2 separate regions of the Homo sapiens genome follow, and region 2 is linked to region 1. Evidence: chromatin loops called from intact Hi-C (ENCODE). Cell type or tissue: PC-3. All regions are shown on one strand. Links, peaks and the distances in the headings refer to the core of each region. The heading gives the core; the rest is flanking DNA.

Evidence for each region. Hi-C counts contacts between places; a loop is a spot of excess contacts. Peaks named below come from ENCODE experiments on the same cell type or tissue, not always from the same donor. Only the 100,000 strongest peaks of a DNase experiment are listed, where the experiment ranks them.
Region 2: it touches region 1 in a loop (2.5-fold over the local background); 3 of 110 quality-filtered maps call a loop at or near these places.

The regions. Positions count from the first base shown.
Region 1 is chr3:178,136,595-178,144,826 of GRCh38, forward strand. No RefSeq gene overlaps it. Among named protein-coding and RNA genes, the nearest start is that of LINC01014, 280 kb to the right of the region's middle. In PC-3, for the core only: no CTCF peak of the experiment used is centred there; a DNase peak (open chromatin) is centred at 4,027; H3K27ac peaks cover 883 bases.
Region 2 is chr3:177,617,598-177,625,829 of GRCh38, forward strand. The region is part of intron 2 of LINC00578 (long intergenic non-protein coding RNA 578); the gene reads left to right. LOC124900562 (small nucleolar RNA SNORA18) reads right to left here and starts at 6,812; the gene lies at 6,685-6,812. In PC-3, for the core only: a CTCF peak has its summit at 5,120; no DNase peak of the experiment used is centred there; H3K27ac peaks cover 1,131 bases.

The sequences.
Region 1 (8,232 bases), core at 2,279-6,278:
GTGCCAAACTTAGAACCTGTAGTAAAGGATTAAGACTTCTATAAATTACTCTGAAACATCATTATAAAATGGAAACAAGGTCATGTGCCTGATGCTCATCTTTTGTACAATATAAATATAATAATAACAAAAAGGTTATTTAGAGCATACTTTTATTTGCTTACCTGATATTTATGTTTTATTACTCCTAACAGCCCTGTGAAATAGGCTTTGCAGCTGGTATTATCTATCTTGTACAGATGAACGAACGATTGCTTAGAGATAGAAAACACTTCACCTGAGGTCACCAGGCTAAGTAAATGGGTAAGTAAGAGGTGGTGGAAGATTCCCTGGCTCTCATCCCAGGGTTCCTTTCACACCACATTTCCCAAATATGGCTTCTTGTAATGATGTCTGCTTTCAGATTTATTTTTTATATCTCCACTCCTGTATCTTTGACTTGGAATGAAAATGCAGTCTATTCCACTTCTGGAATGCTTTAAATTATATTTAGAACTCCTTCCAGTTGGTTCCTGTAAGAAGGTCTCTATAAGAAGCATACATGTAATTACTGAGGCCATGCTGCTGGTACTGATCTTCTTACTGAATAAGAAGTTCCAGACAAGGTTATGGGTTTTAAATAACAGAACCAAACTCTAATTTAAGCAGAAGAAGAATGTTTTGAAAAGATACAAACATTTGGGGAGGATTAAGAACTAGACTCGAATCAGCCAGGAAGCACTGTAGTCTAATGAGTCAAGAATCAAGCCATAGTCATGCCTCAGAAACTGGCTAGGATGCGCTGGGACAGCACGGCCATGGGGCACTTCCTGCTCTCATCACTGTTCTCTATTCTCCATTGTTAGCACCAAGAATAATCTCTAAGTCTCCCTAAATCTCTGCAGCTCTCTTTCAAGGTTCTGAGTCTCAGATGAGTCCCACAAAGAAATCGTTTGTGTAACTCTAAGTCATTTGTCTTACTAAGACAGAATATCTACCCTCACTGACTTCCCCAGTATGATGGAGCACTGTTCCTAATAAGAACCAAACAGTAGGTCTTTGGGAGCCAGAAAACAACAAAAATTGTCCCTTACAGAACCAAAGAGTAAATTTGTACATCTGATAAAAATCCTTTTGTTTTTGTAGTAATTAAGCACCTGGAGCTTAATATTCAAGAAACTTATTCTCTTCCATCTTCCAACATAGATATACAAGCAAATAGACATTCTTTTAGCATATATCATATGTCCTTTAGCAAATTATCTCACTCGATTTGTGTGCATCCTCAATTATAAAATAAGTACCTTATTACTGGTCACTCCCTCCCAGGGAGGCTAAATAGATTTGTAGCAACAATGACTTTAAGCACTCAAAAATTCTTTAAAGAAAAATGCTCTAAGGCAGATGAAAAGTGTTCTCATATTATAGTTCTGACGCACAGAAGCTATTCTGTAAATGTTTTAGAGTTTCCGACTTAAAAATGTTTTTCATCAAGACAGATGAAACTTGCTTAGGAGAGTAAAAGAGGGTGCTATAAAATCCAGATGTGTGGAAATGCATGAAAAACTTCATTTGAAACCAAAAGTAAACCTCAGAGAAATTAGTAGTGATATGTTATTGGGCTCATGTACTACATGAGGGGGCATCTCACAAAACAAGGCTACTTGGCAGTGCTTCTCTTTCCATGCAATTATTGTGTTCTTGAATTCCAATTCTAATTTTGATGACTTGTCATCTACAAATATGCTGTTCTCTTAATTCGTGCAACTGTCATTAATGAATGCAATCAATGCAGGGTATTTTGCAAATTAAAAATACCATGATTTTTCTAAATGAAATAAAACTAATAAAATGCACATGTATCCCTTGGAAAAAATGGAGGACGTGAAAAAGGAAAAGGTTACAATGTATTATAAAACTGTAACTTGACTATGGAACAGATTTATGATCACATAAAATTTTTAAATAGCAAAAGAGCTTAGTCTCCTGTATATGACAGTCCTAGGACACTTACAATTTTATTTTAAAAAAATAAAAGGCTCTTCTTGAGCTACTGTGGCACCAAAGATGCCCTGAAACCTCAATAAAAGTCTATTTTTACACTTTTACATGGGAGAGAAAAGATTGAAAAGAATATATGGAGCATATAATACCAGAACCAACCTGCATATCTGAGCTGTAAATATCTTGAATAGATGTTCCTGAAAAGGGCACAGATGGAATTGTCAGTTACTGAAGTTGATTCAGGCAACACGCTACGGAGCTCCATTGGTAAGCATAAGTCCTTAAAATGTATGGTTGTATTTTGCATCTCATACTACCAAGATGTTGCCTGTCAATATTTTTTAGCTCAGAAGAGACATGAAATTGTCTTAATCAAAAAGCCATGTACCTTTCTCTAACATTGACTTTCTAACAAAGATGAACCATTATGAAGGGGATAACATAATGATAAAACTTTCCCTTCTTACAAAACACTTGTACATTTAAAGTAAGTTTGGTCTTAATAGGAGCAAAATAACTTGAACACAATTGATTTGAAGATATGGTCATGCTTGCTGGTGAAGGAACAAGGCCTGGAGCTTAAACCTTCAGCCACTCCCACAGAGTGGAGAAATATAGAGAAGTACAGACACTTAAGGATTCAAAGAAATAAAAGTTTCAAAATTTTCAAGAAGGACACTTTAGTACCACTAACACTCACAAGTTGAACAGATGGTCCATTAAAAGAAATTTAAGTGAGGCCTGAGTTGGAGTACAAGCAGTAAAATTGCAAACAGCTGGACTTCAGACTGAAAATGTTATCTGGATATCCAAATGGAAAGAACCTTGCTAAAAGAGTTGGGTAGAATATTACTGTCCTTGTGCTAATAAAGAAAATAGAGTGAAGAAAAAACTAGCAATGAATGTAAAACCTGATTTCTATTTAAACCTTTAATAACATTGATAACTTAAGTCTTTTTATATAAATTCAATCCATAAAAAGTATTGATGCAAAGTGACCTATGCCAAATTTCCTTTTTCATGTAATTCACAAAATGATGTACAAAACAGCATTATACAAATAACTATAATATAATGGCTTCATTACATGCTATAACAGAGGAATGAGGAACATAGAATTAAATCTCACTACAGGAATTAAGGAAAACTTAATTGAGTAGCCATTTGCTCTGGACTTTGAAAGATGAGTAGAATTTTCATAGATTTGATTATTATGTGGAAGAAATCTAGGTAGGGAAAAATAGTATGATCAAAGACATAGACACGAAAAATCTTTGGTATATTCTAACAAAAAACATTAGTAGAGTAATACTATGTAGATGTATCAGAATAGAAGGTGGGATGTGTAGTCAGAAATAGGTTCTCTATTAATCAGCATAGGTTAAGCCCCAATGGTAGCAATCTTTCAATCCTGTGTTAATGAGTTTACCTAGAGAGAATACACTCATTAACACAGCTTTGAAATAGGAAGCCATTGTAGAAATTTGAGTTGATAGTTTGTGTAATTTGTATCTAAAATATGTCAAATGACCAAACATATTGTGCTAAACTAAAAAGAAAATGTGCTATATACTAGGTGTGAGGTTCAAAACAAAGTTTTTTTTGTTTGTTTGTTTCTAATCACCTAGTGCCATAACAACCACACTAGGACAAGTATTGTTAATTATGTTGAGCAGCGGAGGGAACCCAGAGGGTCAGAGAAGTCAGTAGCACATCCATTCATTGTCAGTTAGCTGGCATGTAGCTAAGCCAAGGCTCAAATTCAGATTCATCTCCCTATGAAGACTGTGTTCCATATCATGGGTCAGGTTTTCCTCTAAAGAAGTTGAGAGAAAGTGTAACAACGCCGTGAAGATCATTTGGGGGACAGGATCTCAATACCCTGGTTGGTGGCCCCATTGTCTCTAGTGGCTAATAAACTATAACCAGGGGAATATTCTTCTTAATAGCACTTGTGCAGTTTCACGTAGTATAGGAAGCTCTGAGTCACTTGCTTATGGGGAATGGGTAAATATTTATCTAGTTTCCACAGGAAAACACAATTACACACTTGAATAATAGTGGGAATTATAACAACTCTTCCAATGTGCTACATGAAGCTCAATGGAATGACTGGACTTTATGACTGTTCTCTTTTCATTCTAGGGGAAACAAAATCCTTCTTGCTTCGTAACATTTCACAATCAGTACAATAAAATAAAATAAGAAAACATAGCAAACTCTATATCTGCATTTCTATATTTGTGATAGATTAGTAAGCTATTCTTTCTTAAGTGCTCTAAAAAAGCATAAATTTCAATTTATGTATTTTCAGAAATCTTGGCCTTAATTGTCGAAATATTTCATCTTGAGGATAAACAGTTCTTTACTTGTCTCTTTCCAACAGATAGGGCTAAACAGAAAACCACAGCAGGGAAAGAACATACACTGAGATAGAAAAATTAGATCATTAAAAATATGTCAAATAACAACAATTTAAAAGTAGCTCTTAGCTGAGATGGCATTTCTTTGCATTTCAGCAACAATAAATCCTGAACACAGATTTCTAAATATGTGTGCCTATACTCCTTGCAATTGTGTGTATTTATACATAGTGACTATTTTTCCTTCCTCCCTCCCTCCTTCCTTCCTCCCTCCCTCCTTCCTTCCTTCCACCCTCCATACGTACCTTTTTCCTTCCTTCCCTCCCTCCCTCCCTCCCTCCCTCCCTCCCTTCCTTCCTTCCTTCTTCCCTCCCTCCCTCCCTCCCTTCCTTCCTTCCACCCTCCATACGTACCTTTTTCCTTCCTTCCCTCCCTCCCTCCCTCCCTTCCTTCTTCCCTCCCTTCCTTCCTTCCTTCCTTCTTCCCTCCCTCCCTCCCTCCCTTCCTTCCTTCCTTCTTCCCTCCCTCCCTCCCTTCCTTCCTCCCTTCCTTCCTTCCTTCTTCCCTCCCTCCCTCCCTTCCTTCCTCCCTCCCTTCCTTCCTTCTTCCCTCCCTCCCTTCTTCCCTCCCTTCCTTCCTTCCTTCCTTCTTCCCTCCCTCCCTCCCTTCTTTCCTTCCTTCCTTCCTTCCTTCCATGACATCATCCAGTGGTACAGTGTCCTTCCACTTATTTTTCTTTTCAGGGTGACGGTGGCTCATCTTCAACAGATTAACATTTCATTTCTCTCTAAATTCTATTGGTAGGGAAAACTCATTCATTTGCCAGAGATTGGATGATTAACATGACCTCGTGATTAAAAAGAATGTATCTTTGTGTTTTTACATTGAGAAGCTTGGAAAAGTGGGAATTTTCTGTTTCTTTTCTCTTTCTCCCCTTTTATCAACATGACCTAGTAGGTATAATATAATGACTTCTCATGTTTAAAATAAAGTATAAACCTATTACCATGACCTCACAAGGCCTACATGATCTGGCCATACTTTTCTTTCTGATCTCAACTCTTTTTTTCTTCCCTTCTTTTCTGTTCCTTCTGCCTGCCAAGCATATATCTGTGGACACATAAGTGTGAATATACCATTATCTCTGCTTGCCCCACTTTTACCTGAGTAAGAAGTTGCCAACAATGACTGAACGTTAGAATCACCCGGGGAACTATTAACAATACAAATGCCCAAGCCCCATTTCTAGACATTTTTATTTAAATGGTTTTTAAAGGGGCCTATGCACTAGTTTTTAAAAAAGTCTCCCAGGTAATGCTTATGTACACTCAGGGTTGAGAACTACTACACTATATTTTCAAATGATGGGGATTAGGTCTCTACTCAGATGACTTCCCATGGAGACCTTTCTTACGTCCATGTAAAGAAGCCTCATGATATTATCACTATTAGAAATCACACCATTTTTGTTTGTTTGTTTACCAACCATTTCTCTCACTAGATTATTAGCTCCATAAAAGCAGGGACTGGCTGGGTGCAGTGGCTCAACCCTGTAATCCCAGCACTTTGGGAGGCCAAGGCAGGTGGATCACCTGAGGTCGGGAGTTTGAGACCAGCCTGGCCAACATGATGAAACACTGTCTCTACTAAAAAAAACTACAAAAAAATTAACCAGGCGTGGTGGTGGATGCCTGTAATACCAGCTACTAGGGAAGCTGTGACAGGAGAAGCACTTGAACCCAGGAAGCAGAAGTTGCAGTAAGCCAAGATCACGCCACTGCACTCCACCCTGGGCAACAAGAGTGAACCTCTGTCTGAAAAAAAACAAAACAAACAAACAAACAAAAAAACCCAAGGACTTTGTATGTCTTGTTCATCATTTTCTCCCAGCCCAACAGATATTCAGTGAATATCTATTCAACAAATGAACATCTGGCTGATAAGGTAAAACCAAAGAATGTGAGAAACATTTATGAATTTATCAAAATACATTTTTACATATAATATAGATGCATTACAATATATGAATGCATACATTGTCTCAAATACCTAGGCCTTACTAGCCTAGAGGCACAAATGGGATCACAACAGGACTAATATCCAGTTTCTAATTTTGCTTTTGTCTTTATTTTTGTTTGGTTATTAACCAACAAACTTTCAGGTAGACTAGGTCCTTGAAAAATTCCCGAAAGCATTTTGAAGTTTTACATATTGTCTTGAACCATTCTGTGAATGAGTGTGTTTGTCTGCTGCGTGCTCCCTTTCTGCTCGTAGCCTACCATCGCTATGCCAGCACTTAAAGGACCCCTCTGAAAATGACCTGACTGGTACCATCCTTCCTCCTGTGTTCCATTAGAATGATTGCTATCCAGGTCCAGGTGCCCTTTCCTGATGCTCCTAAAGCAGCCAGACCCCTTCTCACATTCCTTTTCTAATGCCAGAGAAGTGCTGTGTTTTGTGCAGAGATAGAGAAGATGACCCTCTTCTTCCTTGGTTCAAATATGAGCTTCTAGAAAACCTAATCTCTGCCCTGATGTCACACAAAGTCCCACCTGAAAAGAAGCTCCTCAGTCTTCTGCATATACACTTTTTTTTCTACCTATAAGATTAAAAAAAAAGTTTAGTGGCTGACAGGGATCACATAGGATGTCGTCCTCCAGTTCCCCACTTCTTTCTCTTTCTGCAGAACAAAAGAGTCCACCTCATAGGACCTCTTCTCTATGCATCATATGTACAGTCTCTGAGGTTGAGGCACAATAGTTCCACTAGTCTAATATTAGTTTCAGCTAATTTACACATGCAAACACTGATATATAAATATAAACATATGCATACACACAGGTATGTATATGTGTGTGTATGTGTGTACACATACATATATATTATATATATATAATGTAAATTCAGATTTACAGTTTTGAGACCTACCTGGATCTGCCTTCTACCAGCAGTATAAATTTGGGCAAGTCATTTTGTCTCTTGGAACATCAATTTCTTCATCTGTAAATGGGGAATTTTAGTAGATTCATAGTATTTACAAGTTTTATGTTCACGATGTCAACTCTGTGCAAGTGACCATGAAGGACCATGACATGTGGTGATTTGTAATTTTACTCAGGCATGAAATTGAGGTTCATGTAGTAAGGGGCTGTTGTACAGAAATGAGCCAGTGTGCTGGGGCATGAGCCTTGTTAACTGCCGGGCAGGCACCACATGGTTTGTTGTTTTCTTCTGGACCTGCATACACAATAACCCTCATGGAGCAATTAAAAAAGAAGGGTGGCTTGCGAGTAGAAGAAAAAAGCTGCTGGTGTCGCAGGGATAGAAATAATAAACATACATGGAGATGTTCAATCTAATATCTTACAGTGAAAGACAGAAGTCTTCAACAATTTTTCCCCATGTATGCCCTAAAAGAACATTTACAAATTATGTGCCCTTTCACAAATGTTTAAGTTGACATCTAAAATCTTTTGTCTTAATTTTAACTACTTATAAATGATATAATTTCTGGCATGACATAAATATTGGCAATTTAAAATAAAATTTTTACATCATTCTTAAATTGGTTCCAAAGAATCCATATATCGTAGTGATTTGAGAGCCACCATTATCCATTAAAAAAATACATGAACAAGCACTTTTTAGGAGAAACATCAATTTTGCCTTCTTAAACTCCTACTTCCATTCCCTTTACCCTACAGAATTTTATCTTGCTAACGTATGTTTTATGGTGGAAAGTCTGTTATTGATTACCCTATTATATTTTTCTGCAATAAAAATGTATGCCTCTAAATCTTTTGTGTGAATTTCCTGGGACCATATAGTTCTGTTTAAAAAGTATTTTGAGTTGAGTGATCATTATAATTTATAGTAGTATGCAATA
Region 2 (8,232 bases), core at 2,820-6,819, 520 kb before region 1:
CCTCCAGCCTGTGAGATGCCTGCAGGGAGCCATCCTGAGTCCTCCGAATTGACACAGTGTCTTTGGGGTAGGAATTTCCCAGTGAATGCTTACTTAAATGAATTCAGTAAGTGCGTTTTGATTTTTCCATAGATTGACACAGTGGAACAGTGGCTAAGAGATGATTCTTTACTATAAGCACCCTTCATAGGCAAAGTGGGAATGTGCTTATTGATGAGGTCAAATAATTCAGACTGCGGTTCCCACATTGGTCTTGAGTAGTGGATGGCTCCACTAAAACACTAGGTTTCATGGGTTTCACCTGTTTTCTGGTAGTTAATTTAAGGAGATGGTGCACTAAGACAACTTAGATGGAAAAAATAAATAGCAGCATAAAAAGCAAACTGTGATTGTATAGAACTGTGAGATAATATTCAACTTCGTTTCATTTATTTATTTATTTATTTAGTGACAGAGCGTCGCTCTATTGCCCAGGCTGGAGTGCAGTGGCACGATCTCACTGCAACCTCCGCCTCCTAGGTTCAAGTGATCCTCCTGCCTCATCCTCCTGAGTAGTTGGGATTACAGGCACCTGCCACCACTCCCTGCTAATTTTTGTATTTTTAATAGAGATGGGGTTTCACCATGTTGGCCAGGCTGCTCTTGAACTCCTGACCTCAAGTGATCTGCCCACCTTGTCCTCCCAAAGTGCTGGGATTACAGGTATGAGCCACTGCACCCGGCCTCAACTTGATTTTAATGTGTGGGTGAGAAATATATGTTCTCATGTACTCAGTTTTGGTTTAAGTGTATAAATGGACTTACACGTGACACAGGTTGGAAAGAAGCAGAACACTTTAGGCAACAAGGCACTTGATGAAGCACCATGGTACTCTAAGACCTTCTCCACTTTGTCCACATCCCACCTTCCTTTCATGATGCAGCTCTCATTCCACCTCCTTCCTGAAATCTCTCCTGACCTCTTCATTCTAATTAACATACCTTTCTCCGGACATCCAGAGCATCTCATCTTGCCTTTCCTAAGGTACTTTTTCCCAACACCTTCCACCTGGTTTAATACCTATCTGTATATATCTTCTCCTCCTCCCCACCACTATATATTATGCCCCACATGCGCAGAGTCTGTGTATCTACATCTTTGTCTCTTTACATGGTGTCTGGCACAGCACCTTCTTCAGAGTGGGTTTTCAATATGTGATTATTGAAAAGTAAATGAGCAAGATGGCCATGACAAAGCAAAGGAGTAATAAACAACTTCTTCCTAAGAGACGAAAGATATACAATGTTTTGCTTTGTGAATACACAGCCATGCAGGTCTAGAGAGAAATGCAATGTACGTTTATTTTTGTTGTGTTTATTTGTTCTTAGTCAAGGTGTCTAATCTACTATGCTGTTTCCTTATGCACAGATGGAAACTTATCATGCATAGGAGACTCTGAAGGAAATAATTTTTGTTTAAACTTTGCCTTAGAAACTTCAAGGGAATTCAGAACAGGATTTCTTTAATGATCTGGCTGTATTATATTACCGATTACCAAGCTGAAAAATGCTTGGCAGAACTTTTGGCTTCTGAGGTTTTGGATGTCTTCCAGGTAATCTGCCTCGGAATTTTGAAATACAAATAAATGAGTTCCAGTTCAAATTTTAAAAAATCTGAGCTGCTAGGCCTTTGTTTACCTTCCATCTGAACATTTTGGTACAGATATACCAACCAAGCAGAAAGAAGATAATCAGTCGACATTTCTGAGGTTATTAGTGGCCTTGGTTTAAAAGAACAAAATGAGAGTAAATGGTTTAAAACTTCATCATGTTTCTTCCTAGTAACTGGCTTCTGGTGTTGGCATTTATTTTCCAGGATGTTTTCTCCCAGTTTTTATTTGGGAGAGGAGGACGAGGGTGTTCTTTGCTGCTTTGTTTCTCCCAGAGGGAAGATTCTGAATGTTCCTTTGTTAAACGTTACACACGTAGCTTTTGTTTTACTTTCTTGTCTGGTAGCCAAGTATTTTTCAAGTCACTCAACATTCTACTGAGGCATGCTAGTCCACTGAATATGATTATAAAGGAAAGCCTAACATGACCTAAAAAGAGGGAGGACGGAGAGCTTTGGCTGTTGTGAGCACCACAGCTAATGAAGAAGCAGGATAATTTGCATGAGCGATATCCCTTCAGTTATTTCTGTAAATCTCAGAGCCAGTTCCTGTCAAGTTGTGAGGAAACAAACATTTTTTATTAAGGAATAAAAAGATAGGCCAGGCCCAGTGGCTCACACCTGTAATCCCAGCACTTTGAGAGGCTGAGGCGGGCAGATAGCGAGGTCAGGAGTTTGAGACCAGCCTGGCTAACATGGTGAAACCCCGTCTCTACTAAAAATACAAAAATTAGCCGGGCATGGTGGTGGGTGCCTGTAATCCCAGCTACTTGGGAGGCTGAGGCAGGAGAATCGCTTGAACCCGGGAGGCGGAGGTTGCAGTGAGCGGAGATAGCGCCATTGCACTCCAGCATGGGCAATAGAGTAAGACTCTGTCTGAAAAAAAAAAAAGAGAATAAAAAGAGAAAGAAGGAAAGCCCTTACTTCCACCCCCTAAACACACATGCGCACATTCCACGCACACATATATGTGTGTACATGCTCGGAAGTGAAGTGGTTTTTGTAGGATTTCGTGGCTATAACACCGTCGTTTATGTTCTGGGAGGCTGGGGTGAGTCAGCAAGTATTCTGAAAGGGAAAGACATGGTGGGGAGGATAAAACGGCTCTTCATTTTAAGAAATCCCTCTTATCAAGCCTACTATTAACTTGTTTCTTTGGCAACTACTATGCATTTGCTACGGAAATATATCCCCAGAATAAAATTTCCATGGAAGGAAAATAATAGCATCAAATTTTTCCTCCAAAGTTTCCGATACAATGAAATTTATTTGTCCTTAACTTTGGATTGGTGGAAGAAGACCAATACCTCTCACAATACAATTCAAAGACATGAGATGAAAACAATCTTTCTCACTTTACAATTTTGGATGACATGTTTTATTTAAAAACTTTTCGTTTCTGTGGGAGGTTTTTACAGGAAACTATCTTTAGTATTTCATATGACCATTGTCATTTGAAGATGATGCTGAACTTGTCTTCCCACTTGTAAGCTCTTCTTACAGACCAGCATGAAACAAGCAGCTTAGCCCATCAGCTAATGCCCAAACTGAGACTGGGCTGGCAGGACAGGTGGACAAGCCACCTGAAGCCTAGAAATGACCTGACCTCTCTACTCTGGTAGGTTCTGAGACAGCCACTTAGCTCTAGTTTCACCAGCATTCTTTTCGATATCTTGGAATAGAATAGGCCCTGAGAAAACTGTGAAACAAACAAAAATAATTTTTTTCCAGGAATATTTTATTCTGCCTCCTGCCTTCTTCCCTTCACCAGGTTCCTAGTTTCTTTACCTGTTCCTGGCCCTGCAAAGCCCTCATGTGTCACTGTTCTGGGTGAGAATCTTCTCTCTAAAGCATTTGAGACCCTTGCTCTTCCCTTTACCACCGCATCTCCAGACCCTAATTCCTTCCCTAGTGAAGACTTAGCATTAGATGGTGATGATATGAAAATAGGAGCAACTAACATTTGTCACATTCTTTCTTTGTTTATGGCCTTCGCTAAGCCTGGTAGCTGACCTGTCTCATTTAATTACTACAACCATCTTATAAGCTCTATAGAATTTTGAATTCCAGTTTTATTTCTGAGAGACAGAGGCACAGAAGCAAGAGTCACTCAGTTACTACACGGGAAACGTGGATTTTAATCTGGGTTAAGTAGCATTCTAGTTGAAGAGTATACAGTGGCAAGTGTGAGACAACCTGAGCATTTAAAAATGACTATGAATATATAAAACTCCGCAAGTACATAACTAGAAAAGAGAATGTCTTCCAAAACAAAACTCATTTGCCATCACTGGAGGTGATTATTACATGAATTGGTTATTCTGAGAATTGAGAATTAAAAATAATTAAAGATTTAATGTCTTTCTAGAAGATACTGAATTTCAGCATAACTAAATAGTTCTACTTGATGAAGGAAAACTTTTCTTTATTGAAGAATGTCAGCTGTGAATGTAGATGCAATAATACGGTCAGAAAGTCACCATTTTGCAGCCCTTGATAGGATGGAAATTCAAATAAGAACCTTTGACAGATGCTGAAACCACTAAAAGAAAGGTGGACAGGGACCATTGTGACAGACTTCCCCAGATGATTGCCAATTGAGTGTTGGGGCGGGGGCATAACTCTGCAGCAGAGGCATCTGTCCATCATCATCCGATGCTATGATGCTCTTGACACTGCTGTTGATGCAATGGCCAGTTACTGTGAAGATCCAAATGTGGTACAATATGAAGTTGCAATATCATCTATGAAGCATTCTTGCTGAAAGTGAATCTACTCAAGCCTTTAGTTAAAGTTTCCACTTCATAAGAAACACAGAAACTAGAGGAAAAACTTAATCAGCACCACAAGGAAATAAACAAATCCAGAAGGCAGATCATTCTATAGACTGATCTTGATTCCTTAGCAATTAATGTCATGGTACAAAAAGGGAGTAGGAAGGAGGTGTTTTAGAATTATATAATTAGCAAATGTTATTCATGATTTTTCGCAGGATACTAGTTTGAACAAACCAACTGTAGAAAAGATACTTTTGGAACAATTACAGAATTTTGAATATGGTATTAGGGAATTGGTAATATATTTTATCAGGTGTGATAATGCTATTGTGATTATGTAAAAAAAATCCATCTTTAGAGATGCACGCTGAAGTATTAAGGAGTAAAATACTATGACATGTTAACTTATTTTAAAGTATTTCAACAAAAACTGAAGCAAATATAGCAAAATGTCAATAGTCGTTAAATCTAGGTGATGACATGGAAGTAGGAATTTTTGAAAATTTTACAATTAAAACATATAAGAATGAAAAAAAAAAAAAAAAGAGTGGATTGGTCTCAATACAGAGAGCTCTGGATTGCAGTCCCAGCTCTAACCACTTACTTTTTGTAGGGTTTGGGCAAGTCGCTTCACCTCAGTACCTTCCTCTGCAAAAAGGTGGCAATAGCAGTGTTTGCTTCCTAGAATTGTTGTGGGAAAAAATGAGTTAACACAAGTAAGGAGCTCAGAACAATGATTGGCATGTAGTAAGCTTTCAACAAATGTTTGCTATAATTGTTTCATGTAGGAGGAGTCAGATGGAATTAGGTTTAAATCCTGGCTCTGTCTTTTATTAGCTATGCTGCCTTGGGTTGTTTGCTTAACCTCACTAAAACTCAGTTTTCAGTGGAAGTAATAATACTGCTAGGGTTGTGGTGGGATTAATAACCTAGCATATATAAAGTCACTAGCATATAGTAACCACTTAATAGATAGTGGCTTTGACTATCAGTGCTGTCAGATAGCTGTAATTTTTATGAGGCCTTCAATGCCCTACACCAACGCGCAGCTAAAACTGGAGTGTCCTGGCACTGTAGTTGTACAGGAGAACGCTGATAGATCTGCAAAGGGAGTGTGGGGAAGCCTCTGTGGTCTCCACTCATGTCAAGACAAACATCATGCCATATAGGTGGCTCCTCACTCTGTGTGTTTGGCAGAGGCCTTGCTTTAAGGATGGTTGGAGACAGCACATAGGGCAGGTACAGGAGAAGATCTGGGCTTTTTCAGGGTACAGAATGTGGATAAGACCCAGAAGAAAGGAAAAGAGATGGGGAACTAGGGAGTCTGGCTCATGTTTGTTTCCACCTTAACTTCTCTTGGAAGTTTGAAATAGTCCATGAAAGTGAAAGCACTTTTCATCACAGTCATCAACTGCTATAGGCATTTGCAGCCTGCAAATAGATTAATTTCACTGGATGTTAATTTCACTGTGAGGCTTTAGCCAGCACTACTGTTTCTCAACACATAGCCTTACCTGGAACATGTAGTGTTGCCATGTGCCCAGGGAGATAATTTAGGGACTAATAGGCCTTGAAAGAGAACGCGGCCACAGAAGATAGCATTTCTAATACTTGACTCTAGTGATTATATAGATTTTTAATGGCATCAATGGGGCAATGTGAAAATCTATCATTTTCTTCTTCTTTTTTTGACAGTGTAAAGAGGTGTTTTCGTTTTAACTGTGTGTGTGTAACATTAGGCAAAATTATTTAAAGTCAATAGATTTTTATTCAAGGAATTCCATGTTGTAAGTTCTTCCACTGTCCATCGAGGTCACTTTAGATCCTCTAAAGAGCTGGAGTCAAAATTTATCTTCAAAAGATTTATCTTCAAGTTAGCCCTTTTTAATGAAACTGATGCTTATTTTAATGCAGTTGTCCTGTCAGGCCATAATTCTTTGATTTTTGGCATCTGTCGTCATCTCCTTTTAATATGGCTATACTGATGAAGATTTCAAAATTTACCTTTGGAAAAATCAAGAATCTTTAAGATCTAATTTCTTCAACCAATTTACTTTAGGGTCATTTTTAGTGTAGGTGGATCTGCCTAGTTCTCAATGTGACACCCTCTCTAAACCTGAGTGAGTTCAAATCATATTCATTCCTAAGCGATCACACTCAAGAATAGTGCAGAGTGTGGAATATGCCAATACATAAGGTAAAAAAGTAAATTATCAGGTCTTTCATATATTTAGTAACAGTCTTTTTCATACTTGTAGCAACTGTCTTGTAGTTCCCACAGATCTAACAAGAGTCCTGTGAGTAAAGTAAAACCACAGAGTTAACTCTATGAGGCGTTTCCAATGATGTGCAGCCTACAGAAAAGTCCCATCGGGAAAGACCTCAAAAAATGTATCATTTCCTTTTGCACTCTGAGCCTCTCTATTTTTCATCTTCTGTCTTAACAGCTATCTTTTTGTTTCTACTTTAGACACTAAGAGACTTCTGGTCTACCTCTTTTCTCATTATTAAGTTCGGCTTATAGGAAAATGTGTACGCCTAGGCATTTACATAAAATCAAAGGCCTGAACACAGATCAAAGGATATGCATGAGTAACGGCGAGTAAACAGTTAAGAACAAACAAATCTAATCTAACAGGCCTTTATGGCTCTTGAGATGAATGTATGCCCAAGTTCACCAACATTGTTGTTTTTGTCTCCCTGGGCACAGGGAGACACCACGTGTTCCAGGTAAGGCTATGCAGTGGCATTCTGGCCAATTGGATATGAGCTGGAGCAACACGTGCCACTTGCAGAAATAACCTACATACGCTTCCTTTGTGTGGTCATCACGTTCTCTTTTCTGCCTTTTTTCTCATTAGCTACCTTGAAAGAACTTTAAGGGCCAATATGAGGGTGGAGCCACAAGATTGAAGGTGCCTGGGTTCATGAATGAATGTGGAACAGAGTCCCTCCATCCTCCCACACTGCGCTGTGACATGAGCAAGAAATAACAGTTTCACTATGTCAAGCTGCTGCAACTGGGGAGTTGTTTGTTATAGAAGTTAGACTACATCGAAATAATATATTCCTTTTGACTGACTTTCTTTGCAGCTGCCAAGGATAGCAGAGATGTCCTCTGCTTTCTAAATTACATGTTTGTTGATATTTTTACGATCAGGGACTTTTTAAGTAAAGAAACCAAGAAGCTTGTTCACTAGGCTTCAGTCACCTCACATGGAAGTCAGTACCTTCCTGTATAAACACTAGGGTCTGAACATTTGTTACCTTATTTAATCTGAGTACTCTCTTTGTGAGGATCTTGAGGGATGAGGAAACTGGGGCTTAGAGAGGTTAAATGACTTGGACAAGTTTCCACAGCCGGTGTTTTCTTCAGATCCAGGATTCAAATGAACATTTTTTGTTTTTACTTCAAAGACCTTGATCTTTTCACTACAACATACTCCTTTCTAAGAAAAGAATAGTCGGGAAAGAGACAGAATGCAGAGGGAGTGCATAAGGAATTTCTGGAGAGATAGCAAAACCTCCACAAAAGCTGACTACCAGTTTTAGTTCAGAAACTTACAAGACAATAGACCATAAAACAAAAAGGTAAAAAGGAAAGAGAATAATCATGAATCCCGATCATAAGATTGGGTTGCTGGGATCCCATATTCAAAACTTAGTTCAAAAATTTTTAGTGTTCCTCTAATCAGTTATTTAGGTTTAATTTAAATTGTTTAACAAAATGTTATTATTTACTCAGAATCTCTGAGTTTATTATACTCAAATAAGTGTCTTTTTTTTTTAACTTTGATTTTAAGTTCA